3 separate regions of the Homo sapiens genome follow, and all the other regions are linked to region 1. The links are chromatin contacts, found by Hi-C or POLR2A ChIA-PET in ENCODE. All regions are on one chromosome and are shown on one strand. The core of a region is the stretch at or near the end of the contact, and the rest is flanking DNA. Distances in the headings are between cores, read along the strand shown.

Region 1 (4,092 bases), core at 1,436-3,935:
TACTTGCTGCCAAAAGCATCCTAACTCTTTTGACCATTTGCATAGTAGCCCCACCCACTGGATGGAACCCAGAGTCTCATCTTCCCATCAATCAGATTCACCCTCCTCCACCTGTGGGAGGAGCCGAGAGACAAGTGCTTGGGGAGAAGACCATCCTCCTTCCAAAAGGCAAGAGCACTTCCTGGTGTTGTGAGCCTGGGTGAGAGAGAGATGGAGGAGGATGGAGGTAGAGCCAGATCGCAGGGACAGATGCTGATTTGGGGATGTTCTGGGTCTTCGATTGCCTCTTTATGGTCTGTTTATGAAACCCAGACGCCCTTTCAGTGAGAAGCAATTCTGCCATGTTTATTTTGGGAAAGAAGCCACAAAACCCAAATTGTCATCTATTTCCCAGTCTTTTCCAGTTTCCAGGCATATCATCCTTTTCTATGCCTTGGAGAACATTTCAAGCCTCCTGGAATTTTTCACCAAGGAGGGACCTCAGGGTCACTGCAACAGGATGGCCTGCTGAACCACCAAGAGGCCTAGGATTCTATCCTGAAAATCAGGGATTCCATGTGGGTCTCTCAGGCCCAGCTCTCTTGTGAAATTGAGAGCTTCAGATTAGTCATATTCGGACGTTGAGAGGTGGAGGGAACACTGGAAATGGCTCTGCCGCTCATGTGCTGTGTGTCCTTGGGCAAGTGATTTGGCCTCTCTGAAAACCAGTTTCCTCCCCTGTGAATGGCAGAAGTTGGGTCAGGTGATTTCTTAGGGCCTTGCCTGCTCTAAGCATTTCATGGTCTCAACATTCTCATAAACAGGACTTAGCTTAGGTCAGTGGTCTCCATGTTGGCTGCACATTTGAGTCACCTGAGGGACATTATCGACTCTGGTGCTTCTGTGTTCTACCCAGATGATCTGATCTGATAGATTTGGGGTCCAGCTTGGCCATCAGGAATCTTTAAACCTTCCCAGATGTCACTAACATATAACCAGGATTGAAAGCCACTGGGCTACGCCTGATTTTATAGAAGAGGAAACTGGGCTCACATCTCTGGTCAGCAGGTCAGCCACCAGCAGAATCCAGTGACTCCCGCTTGCAGGTGTGGGACCTCACAGCCACCCTCTGCAGTGCAGCGCATCTCTAGGACCTGGGGAACATTGCACCTTTCCATTCTTCAATAAACTTCTCCTCCATCTCTTTCCCTCTCTGCCCCGCCCCTCGCTCCAATGAGCTAAATCTCTCTCAAGTAGCTCCTGCCTCTGTCCTGTGAACGTGCCTGCCAGGAGGAGTCGCCATGCCTGGTTACCTCCTTGAACTAGGGAGGAAGGAGGGAAATATGGGCTTAGACACGTGGAACTCAGGGTCTCCCATGTCACTCTGACTACCACCCAAAGCACCTTGCTCTGGGTTTGTCACAGGACAAGGGGAAGCTGCTGTGATGTCACTGAGGGTAATGAGAAAGTTGAAGAAGAAAGAGGAGAGAAATAGCACATCTGTAATTAGACATTCTTCCTGGTTGCTTCTTTGCATGTTGAAAATGGCTTGCTACAATCCAGTCATGTTTAGCCCCTTGGGGTCCCTGGTGCAGTGAGTCCAGGACCAGGACTGGGGGCTTTACTCACAGCTGCCTTCCCAAGTCCTGTTGACCTTTGAGCATCTCCTGCCCCAGGGCCCAAGAGAGCGCTGCAGCAGCCACACACAACATGAGATGCTTCTCTGGGTGTGCCTGGCTTCACCCTTCTGTGCTTCTGATGGCAGAAGATAGAAAGTGTCTCTTCCTTCCTTGCAAGCATTTCCATCTCGGAAGACTCTCTGGGGAAAGAACACGAAGGGGGAGAGGCTTCCTAAGTCCCTTCACTGGGGGCTTATCCGTGACCGACGTTCCTGGGGAGACATACATTTCATCAGTCACTTTCCATCTCACTCCACTCTCCCTCCTCCTCTCTGCAAGCTTACACTGCAGCCCGATGGAATTACACACAGTGCCCTGCATATGCCAAGGTTCTTCCACCTCTAGTCATGCTGCTTCCTGTCCTGACACCCCCTTCCCAACTCGATCCTGCTGAGCAGCCTGGGATCTGTGTACGGGACGCCCCTCAGAGTCACCCAGACACAGGGGAAGCTGGGGTGTTTATTCCCCGCCCCTCAGTCACAGGTGCAGGCCTGCTCCTGGGGCACTCACCCCAGCATCTCCAACGCTAAGGCAGCTCAGAGAGCCACTTTCCTGTCCAAGGAACCCTTAGAGACCATTCCCAGGAGGAGCGAATGTCCACCTGTGTGGCGTCCTCCTGGGGCGCTCCTTCTAGGGGGGACCCCAGTCCCTCCTGCCCTTCCACCCAGAATCCTCCTGTCTCCTGGGTGAAAACTGGAGCCCAGATTCTAGCTCTGCTGTGTCTCTCAGACTCTGGTGAGTGTCAGAATGTTTTGGAGGCCTTGTTAAAACTCCGATGGCCAGGCCCACCCTGAGGTTCTGATTCAGGAGGTCTCAGCAGAGCCCAGAGCTGGCTTTCCCAGCAGGGCCCCGGGGTGCTGATGCTGCTGCCCCTAGGACCACCCCTGAGAGCCCTGGCTCTCCACCAGAGCCTGCTCACCTGGAGACAGTGACCACAGGCCACAGGTCACCCCTCACTGCTTCACTCCACGCCCTCTCCTGTGACCTCATCTCCTCCCACCTCCCCCTGGGTCACGTGGCTCCAGCCACACCCACCTCCCTGCTGTTCCTCACCCAGGATCACCAAGGTCTCTCCTACCCCGGGGCCTGTGCACCTGCTGTGCCTCTGCTTGGGGTGCTCTTCCCAGGGCTTGCCCACCTCCTCAGAGAGGCCTCCTGACCCCTGACACGGCCTTGCCCTTCACCTCTATCGTCCTTTAGAACAGCCCCCACCTCCCGCACATCATGCAGTTGCAGGTTCAATGGCTACTGCTTGTCCTCCAGACTCGTGAGTAACTCGTGAGGTGGGGCGGGGCGGGGGCGGGGGCGGGGGCGGGAGGGGTGGGGGTGTTTTGTTCCCTGCTCTGTCCCGGCACTCAGAGCAGTGCCTGGCAGGGGTGGGTACTCAGTACACACCTGTTAGCAAGTGACTCCGATGCAGGGACCGTTCTCTCTAATCTCCAAGTCCACCTTTCTTATACTAAGGATTTTCAGTGTTTTTTCATGCACCATCCAATCTTTTTTGACTCTTAGATCATATGCCTCAGAGCCCATCTGGGTACAAAAACACCCGTTTTCAAAAAAGGAACCAGAAAGTGGTTTCATCTCGCTTTAGGATGTGAATGAAAGCCTCTCCTTCCGTCTCCCGAGAAGGGACTTTCAGAAGCTGCAGGTGCCCAGGTCCAGGCCCCACGCTGTGGCCCCGCAGGGACTGTACTCACTCTTTATTTTTCTCTTTTCCAGCTCTCCACAAGCCAACAGCTCTCTCCTGGCTTTGATTTTCAACCATTTAAGTTGAAAAAAATTCAAAACAAATGAAATGCACTTAAGAGAAAGCCTTGAGGAGTTCAGCAGGCCACCCAAAGTGAAGGGACTCCTTTGGGGGTCTTTGTTGTTATCAATTATTTATTGAGCCCTGATGTGTTCCTGGCGCCACCAAGACCGAAAGGAGACAGGGTCCCTGCCCTGGGGCATCCCAACAAAGAAGGGAGAGTTTGTGAAGCTTAAAAATGTCCCAGATGGTAAAACAGTTACACGTCATACCTCAAGGCTGCTCTATACTTTTATTATAGTTTTATTCTTAAGGCTGTTTATTTATTTTCTGATGTAAAAGGTAATAGAAAGTTTATAAACTATTCCTAGAATATAGACAAAAAATAAAATTCGACTTCGTCCAGCATTTTTAATGCACATGTAAGAACTCTACTTGGTTTATGGCCGGGCGCGGTGGCTCACGCCTGTAATCCCAGCACTTTGGGAGGCTGAGGCGGACGGATCATGAGGTCAGGAGATCGAGACCATCCTGGCTAACATGGTGAAACCCCATCTCTTGCTAAAAATACAAAAAATTAGCCGGGTGTGGTAAGCAGGCGCCTGTAGTCCCAGCTACTCGGGAGGCTGAGGCAGGAGAATGGCGTGAACCCGGGAGACGGAGCTTGCAGTGAGCTGAGATCGC
Region 2 (4,092 bases), core at 1,050-3,549, 630 kb before region 1:
GATGACAATAAACATAAAATAATCTACCCATATGAGTGATGTGGTAGGAAACTCAGAAGCTATGTGGAATACAATGCAATGTGGGGGCCACGTGGACTCTGCTGTGCAGAGCAGGACATCAAAGTCCTTCTTAGTCTCCGCCCCCAGGAAGCCAGCAAAGTCAAATCCTTCACCATCACCGGCAATGCAGTCACAGAGTTTAACCCCTAGGGGGCGGTGTGCTCCCTTGAGAACCACCAGCTTAGAAAGAAGTTTGCAAGCCGGTGGCCTGCAGACCAATCCATCCCTCAGGTGTGTTTGCTGTGGGCCTGCCCGGTGTTTTCAGTTGCTCATTCTTAAAAAGTAGAGTGAACAGTCCACAGTTGAAATCTGGGCACCCCCTCCCCACCCAGCCTGCCTCTCTGCTTTGGGCTACCTGCCAGCCCTCTATGCATTTGGAGCCCCCAGGCTAGAACGGGTTCACACAGGGATGACAGAGGAAGCCCCGCTCCCGGCCTCGGTGTAGGAACTCGGTTTCCCTTCATTTGCTCAAATCCCCTGCGACACGGATGGATTCCCAAAGGACTCGCTGTGTGGGCTGGCACAACCTGCTGGCCCCGGGATGGATGGTGTCTGCTGCTCGGAGAACAGGAACCTGTCCTGAGACCCTGACCCGAGACCCAGGAAGGTTTGGGAAGACAGATCAAGGTACTGGGAGCATAAGGGGAAGTGAGTGCAGGGATGAGGAGGAGGAGATTGGATTACAGATGAGGAATCACGGAAAGCACTCACCTAAAGTTCGACAGCCACCACCCCCTGCGTTTTTATTGCCCCTTCTCAGTGCTGTGTGTCACTCCCCACTCCCAAAAGATTTTGTTTGATTAGGCTTTATTCTTCTTTCTTTTTTAGAGACAAGGTCTCACTCTGTTGCCCAGGCCGAAGTACAGTGGTGTGATCATGGCTTACTGCAGCCTCAAACTCCTAGGCTCAAGTGATCCTCCTGCCTCAGCCTCCCAAGTAGCTGGGACTACAAGCATGGACTACCATGTCCAGCTAATTTTTTTTTTTTCAAATTTTTTGTAAAGATACAGGTCTTACTATGTTGCCCAGGCTGGTCTCAAACTCCTGGCCTCAAGAGATCCTCCTGCCTCGACCTTTCCAAGTGCCGGGATTACAGGCCCAGCCATAGGCTCTATTCTCCTGCTGTCCAAGAGTCCTTTCTGTGCCAATGGAAACATTCTCTATGTGCATTATCCAGTACAGAACCCATGTGCGCCTACTGAATACCTGAACCATGGCTAGTGCACCTGAGAAACTGAAATGCTAATTGTAATTAACGTAAAGTTAAATAGCTCCCTGTGGCTAGTGGCAACGGTACTGGGCCATTTGGCTCCAGCCTAACTCATTCCAGAATGTTCAGGGAGTCACAGCTAGCACCTAGGAGAGGACTACAAAAGGTCTCATGCACTCTGAAACCCCCGGAAGCCTCTTGAGGCCCAGGAGACAGGGTGTGCCTGTCTGTCACCACAGTCACCCTTCCCTCACTTTTGACCCTGCAGCTGTTTCAACGCCCACTGCAGGTGGAGATTCCTTGAGAGAAACCATGGTTGGGAAGGGAAGGCTACGCATGGAGCTGATCTTCAGGGCGGCCACACTGCTCCCCACCCAGGACCACAGCTGGGGCAGTGAAGAGGGGAAGAGCGGCAGGTTTGCTCAGTTTGACATCGGCTCTGCAGCCTTTATGGGGGGGGGCGGGGTTTAATGTGTGAAAGAAACCAGCCGTCACGAGATGAATGTGTTCCCCAAAATATATGCTCAAGTCCTTGCCCAGGTACCTGTGAGGGTGACCGTGTTTGTAACATGGTGTTGTAAGATGAAGTTACGCTGGATCAGAGCGGGCTCTAGTCCAATCACTGGTGTCCTGACAGAAGAGGGAAATTTGGACACTGATTCAGAGAGGAGCAGGCCACGGGAAGAGAGGGACCCACAGGGAGGAGGCCGCATGAAGATGAAGGCAGAGGCTGGAGTGATGTGGCCACAAGCCAAGGGGTGCCAAGATTCCCAGCAACCCCCAGGAACTCAAGGGCAAAGGACCCTCCCCTGAAGCCTGCAGGGAAAGCGTGGCCCTGATGATGCTTGATTTTGGGGTTCTGGCTCCCGGAACTGTGAAAATCGCCTTTTGTTCTAAGCCACCCAGTCTGTGGTCCACTAGGGAAGTGGATACACCTGCTAAGGGGGTGGGACAGAGAGGGTGTCGCCTGGAAACAATCGGAAACCCTGCCCCATCGGCCTCACATCAGCTTCCTCTTTCCCCGTGGCCACTTCCTCTTACGGCGCAGGGAACCTCTCCTCCTGGGTTTGTGGGCACAGGTCACGTATCACTCAGGGTGGCGTCTTATCACAGGCACTGGGTGACTAGTGCTTAGATGTCACAACACTGCTGCACAGATGGAGAGACTGACGCCCAGAGGGGATGAGGTCTCAGCTCAAGGTCACAAGGGCGCTTAAGGCGGAGTCTAATTCTTTAGACTCTTGCTCAAAACAAGTGCTTCACTTATTTTGAAATCTGAGGTCTTAGAGAAAGGAAGTGACTATCAAATTAGAGGAAGAAATTTCGCTTGAAGATGTGCACGGAGGCGGCAAATCCGTGCCTCTCGAGGACACGCTGGGTCAGCCTGGGTCCCAGGAGGGGCTGTGCAATTCCCGTGGATACTCGGATCCCCACAGTGGGGAAGGCTGGGTGTTCGCTGCAGAGAGACAGGAAGGCTACCTGCTGTGAGCAGTGGATACACTCCACGGGGTGAATGGAGAGGCTCTGCTGTCCCCCCACAGGCCGGAGAGGGGGAGGGAAGATGGGCAGATGAGAGGCAGCTGGACCGAGGGAAGAAGGGAGCTGTGTGTGTGCGTGCGTGCGTGCACACTTGTGTGCACTCAAGGAGAGAGGAAGAGAGCAGGGAGCAAACCCAGGAGAAGAGCCAAGCAAAGAGAAGGCTGCCATTGTGAAGGCAGGGACAGCTGCACCAGGGGCCCAGGGACGGCATCCCGGGAATAATTTCAGTCTTCTCTTCCCTGTGTGTGCAGAGAGGCTGAGAAGAAAGAGGAGGAAAGGCTGAGATGGTGGGAGTGGGGGTGGAGAGGAGAGAAACGGGAGAGGAGAAAGGAGTGTGGAAGAGATGGGGGTGGGCTGCTGGCGGGGACAGAATGTGGAGACTTAGTCACCAGTCATCCTGGGAAGGTCTCCTGAGCACCTACGATGGGGTGGGCACTCTCTAGGCCTGGCAACCCGCGAGGGCACAGAACAGAGGCCGCTGCTTCCAGGGAGCTGGCATTTTATTTATTTATTTTTGAGATAGAGTCTCATTCTGTCACCCAAGCGACAGAGTGTAGTGGTGTGATCTCGGCTCACTGCAACCTCCACCTCCCTGGTTCCAGTGGTTCTCCTGCCTCAGCCTCCCGAGTAGCTGAGATTACAGGCTTGCGCCACCACATCCAGCTAATTTTTGTATTTTTAGTAGAGATGGGGTTTCACCATGTTGGCTAGGCTAGTCTCAAACTCCTGACCTCAAGTGATCCACCCGCCTCAGCCTCCCAAAGTGTTAGAATTACTGGCGTGAGCCACCACGCCCAGCCTGAGAGCTGGCATTTTAGAAACGAGACAATCAATGAGACAAATGGGCAGAATACACAGTCAGTGGTGTTCAGTGGTGATGGGGGCACTGGTGGGAAAAAACTGGGATGAACAGGAGGCATGGGGTAGTCAAGGAAGGCTTCTTTGAGGAGGCAGCATTGGAACACAGACACGAGGAAAGTGCAGACGTGTAGAAGTTTTGAGAAAAGGAAAGAAGTGCAAAGCACTGTGAGTGGGTGCATGTCAGGTGTGGCTGACTGCTTGAGAAGCTGTGGCTGGAGGACAGTGACTGAGGGGAGACCAGGAGGCTGAGAGGGTTCAGAGAGAAGGGAAGGATCACTGGGACCCTGAGGTGGCTGTCGGGGCCTCTACCCTGAGTAGGTGGGAGCCAAGGAGGGCTCTGCCCAGAGGAGAAAGAGCATCTGAACTAGGTTCTGACCAGACCCCTCTGGCTGCTGCATTGAAAACAGACCAAGGGGTCATAA
Region 3 (4,092 bases), core at 1,146-3,645, 540 kb after region 1:
ATGTATCAAGGCTTCACGCCTTTTTGTGGCTGGATAATATCCCATTGTATGGATAGACCACACTTCATTTATCCTTCCATCCATCCATGGACATTTGGGCTGTTTCCACTGTTTGGCTATTGTGAATAACGCTGCTATAAACATCCATTTTTTACGAGATTGTGTGTGTGTACCTTGTACCATTTTCTTGGGTGTATATCTGGGAGTGGAACTGCTGTGTCTTATGGCAATTTGGTGTTTCCTGAGGATGGCTCTGCTTTGAGGACTGTGCTGAAAATGGTGGGACAACAGTTTCCAGCCTCTTGGACTTCTCAAAGGCAGTAAAAATTCTTAAAAATAAAATGAATGATTGGGCAACCGAAATAAGATGGTCTACTTTTTATATTGCCAAGTAAAGACTACAGGATAAAATAAAATTAAAGAAATATTTTTTCCATTACTTCACAGTAAAAGAACATTTTAACCACCAACATCACTACCCCCAAAAAGGAAAGGAGATTAATATATTAACATAAATGGTAGTTGTTTAAGTTTACTTTCATGAAAATTTCACTACATGCCTGTGTGTTCCCCCATAGTACCAGGAACTGATAAACAAAGAAGCAAACGACCTCCTCACCATCTACAGTCTAGCCAGGTGATGGTGGGGGGGGGGGCGGAGAGAGAAAGAGAGAGAGAGAGAGAGAGAGAGAGAGAGTGTGTGTGTGTGTGTGTGTGTGTGTGTGTGTGTGTGGTCAGAGGATGTCGGATGTCAGATATCCCAACTCTAAGGAATTCTGAGATGTGTAAAAGGGATTGTTTTGCCCAAAGGAGGTTTTCAGGCTCTGAAAAGAATAAAATCCCAGGATAACTGCTTTAATGGAGGCACAAGCAACAAGAGAACCCCAAGACAGAAATTAGTTCTGATTGGCTGGGAACGGTGGCTCACACCTATAATCCCAGCACGTTGGGAAGCCGAGGCGGGCGGATCACATGAGGTCAGGAGTTCAAGACCAGCCTGGCCAACATAACGAGACCCCATGTCTACTAAAAATACAAAAATCAGCCAGGCGTGGTGGAGCACACCTGTAGTCCCAGCTACTCAGGAGGCTGAGGCAGGAGACTTGCTTGAACCTGGGAGGCAGAGGTTGCAGTGAGCCGAGATCACGCCACTGCACTCCAGCCTGGGCGACAGAGTGAGACTCAGTCTCAAAAAAAAAGAAGAAAGAAATTAGTTCTGATCATGGGAAAACCAGGTGAGTAGCAATGATCTCAGCAGGCTGAGATGAATTCTATGCAGCCACAAGTCTGGGAGATAATGTTTACCAGACCAGAGAGAATCTGTAATTCCTACGGCCTTGGTACCTTCAGGAATAGAGAGATTCTATTGCCAAATAATGACTTCCAGGTGGTGCATTAATGACAACAGTGGGTAGTTTTGGTCCCCTCTGCCGCTGGGCCCAGGGGACTCTGGGAACCATCACCCTTGGTGGGATCTGGCTTGGGAGTTGGCCCTAAATCGCCTGCCATGGGAGCGGGTTTAGAGGGGAAGCAGTGGCCCCCCAGGAGGTCAGGGGTCCTAGAGTCATCTAGAAGAACAACAGAAAGAAATACCTAGGGCAGGTCAGGCGCGGTGGCTCACGCCGGTAATGCTAGCACTTTGGGAGGCCAAGGTGGGCAGACCAGCTGAGGTCAGGTGTTTGACACCAGCCTGGCCGACATGGCGAAACCCCGTCTCTACTAAAAATACCAAAAAAAATTAGTTGGGCATGGTGGTGGGCGCCTGTAATCCCAGCTACTGGGGAGGCTAAGGCAGGAGAATTGCTTGAACCCGAGAGGTGGAGGCTGCAGTGAGTCATGATCGTGCCTCTGCACTCCAGCCTGGGCGACAGAGCAAGAATCTATCTCAAAAAAAAAAAAAAAAAGGGCCAGGCACAGTGGTTCATGCCTGTAATCCCAGCACATGGGGAGGCCAAAGTGGGAGGATCACGAGGTCAGGAGCTCAAGACCATCCTGGCTAACACGGTGAAACCTCATCTCCACTAAAAATACAAAAAATTAGCTGGGTGTGGTGGCACGTTCCTTTAGTCCCAGCTATTCGGGAGGCTGAGGCAGGAGAATCACCTGAACCCGGGAGGCGGAGGTTGCAGTGAGCCGAGAAGGCGCCACTGCCACTGCACTCCAGCCTGGGCGACAGAGCAAGAAAGAAAGAGAGAGAGAGAGAGAGAGAAAGAAAGAAGAGAAAGAAAGAAAAGAAAGAAAGAAAGAGAGAGAGAAAGACCTAGGGCAGCAGACACCAGGCTTTGGTCTGTGAGGCTCTGATACCCCGCCCCCCACAAGCTGCTGAATGTCCTTGGAGAATGAGAGGCGAGGGGATGGGAGGCAATGGGGCTGAAATCACTTCTAGGAAGGAACTACCCTCTGTGCTTTCCCATCAGGCAACTGAAGGAGCAAGTTCCCGGGGCTGGAAGCACAGCAATGAGAGGGAAGCACAGAGGTCACGGGTGACAGTGGGGAAAACGAGGCAGCAGTGGAAATGTATCAGAAGCAAAATGTGCTGGGTTTTGCCTAAGGCTAGCAATGCAAAACAAATCAGGAAAGTCCCCTGGACTTCGTGAGGTGGGCTCAGGCACACATGGAAAATTGTGGTGAGGGAGGAGATTTTTTCCTAATTAGCACTGAGGGATCCAATAAGCCAAACCTTTTTCACACATGACATAGCTATCAGATTTTATCCCGGTGCCAGGGAAGCTCACGAGAATGATTCTGAGACAAGATGATGAAGCCAAAATCTTTCCCCCGGCTTTTTTTTTTTTTTTTTTTTTTTCTAAAGTGTAAAACAGGACCAGGTGGTGAGTCTAGTTGAACTGCTCGAGCATTGGTGCTCTCTGGTGGCCAATATAGAAATTGCATTGGCAGCGGTGCAAAAGTTTTCCTTTTTATGAAAAAAGTCAGATAATCTAAGAGGTGTTGCAGAAGCTAGCATTGCTTAAGAGGGATGTTTATTGGAAGGTGTAATCTTGGAGTTAGAATCTTTAACATGCTTCTTCTGAAACCAGCTTTTCCTCGTTCTCTGTCTTGGTAAATGGCCTGACCACCCATTGTTCCCCAAGTAAGAAACGTGGGGGTCACACTAGACACCTACTCTCCCTCATCTTCACACTCAGGCAGTCCCTGAGGCTTGTGCCCTTAACTGTCTAAATTTGCCTTTTTCTTCTTCTTTTTTTTTTTTTTTTCCTGAGACGGAATCTCATTCTGTCACCTGGGTTGGAGTACAATGGTGTGATCTCGGCTCACTGCAACCTCCACCTCCCGGGTCAAGCGATTCTCCTGCCTCAGCCTCTGGAGTAGCTGGGATTACAGGCATATGCCACCACGCCCAGCTAATTTTTGTATTTTTAGTAGAGACAGAGTTTCACCATGTTGGCCAGGCTGGTCTCCAACTCCTGGCCTCAGGCGATCTGCCCACCTCAGCCTCCCAAAGTGCTGGGATTATAAGCGTGAGCCACCATGCCTGGCCTTTTTTCTTTATTTCTTTTTTCTTTTCTTTTCTTTTTTTTTTTTTAAAGTTTGGGTCTGCTCTGTCACCCAAGCTGGAGTGCAGTGGGTGACAGAGCTCTCTGAGACCTCAAATTCCTGGGCTCAAGCAACAGTCCCACCTCCGTCTCCAAAACCACTGGGATTACAGGTGCAAACCACTGGGATTACAGGTGCGAGTCACTGGGATTACAGGTGCGAGCCACTGGGATTACAGGTGCGAGTCACTGGGATTACAGGTGCGAGTCACTGGGCCCTGCCTACCTAGCATCGCTTCTGTCATATTCTGTTAGCAACACTCTCCAAAGCCCAACCAGTTTCAAGGGGAGGGGATGTAGACCTCACCTTTCAATGAGAAGAGTGTCAACGAATTTGTGGACTTTATTTCAAAACAGCCACAACAACTAATTCCTGATAAAAACTGAAAATATGACATAATAAGGCTTTAACCACCCCCACGTTTGTTTATGTGTTTATGATCTGTTTCCCACGCTACAAATTAAGCTTGATGAGGGTAAAGACTTGGGCATTTTGCCCACTGCAGTGTCCCTGAGGCCAAGGACAGGGCTGAAGAAT

The links. Hi-C counts contacts between places; a loop is a spot of excess contacts on that map. ChIA-PET counts read pairs that join two places held with the same protein, here RNA polymerase II (POLR2A). Pooled maps may share reads with other maps.
Region 2: a loop to region 1 is called in a map of B cell, with 19 times the contacts of the local background. The contact joins the enhancer-like site here to the promoter of LINC00494 in region 1. A Hi-C loop is called at or near these places in 2 of 168 maps with a recorded cell type or tissue (B cell and OCI-LY7), 5 of 37 single-sample maps with no recorded cell type and 7 of 50 pooled maps.
Region 3: a loop to region 1 is called in a pooled map, with 2.0 times the contacts of the local background. The contact joins the enhancer-like site here to the promoter of LINC00494 in region 1. A Hi-C loop is called at or near these places in 1 of 37 single-sample maps with no recorded cell type and 1 of 50 pooled maps. POLR2A ChIA-PET finds 5 or more read pairs at or near these places in 2 of 52 experiments (HepG2 and MCF 10A).

Annotation. Positions count from the first base shown.
Region 1 is chr20:48,357,226-48,361,317 of GRCh38, forward strand. It overlaps LINC00494 (long intergenic non-protein coding RNA 494), which reads left to right and starts at 2,686. Exons shown (of 5, transcript NR_026958.1): 1 at 2,686-2,925.
Region 2 is chr20:47,725,337-47,729,428 of GRCh38, forward strand. All of the region lies in intron 3 of SULF2 (sulfatase 2), which reads right to left. Among named protein-coding and RNA genes, the nearest start is that of SULF2, 58 kb to the right of the region's middle. Within about 2 kb of position 2,300, at least 15 of the 41 ENCODE cell types and tissues checked have a DNase peak (open chromatin) inside an H3K27ac peak, as active enhancers do; they include B cell and OCI-LY7, where a contact is called at or near this core.
Region 3 is chr20:48,902,351-48,906,442 of GRCh38, forward strand. No RefSeq gene overlaps it. Among named protein-coding and RNA genes, the nearest start is that of ARFGEF2, 17 kb to the right of the region's middle. Within about 2 kb of position 2,396, at least 2 of the 41 ENCODE cell types and tissues checked have a DNase peak (open chromatin) inside an H3K27ac peak, as active enhancers do.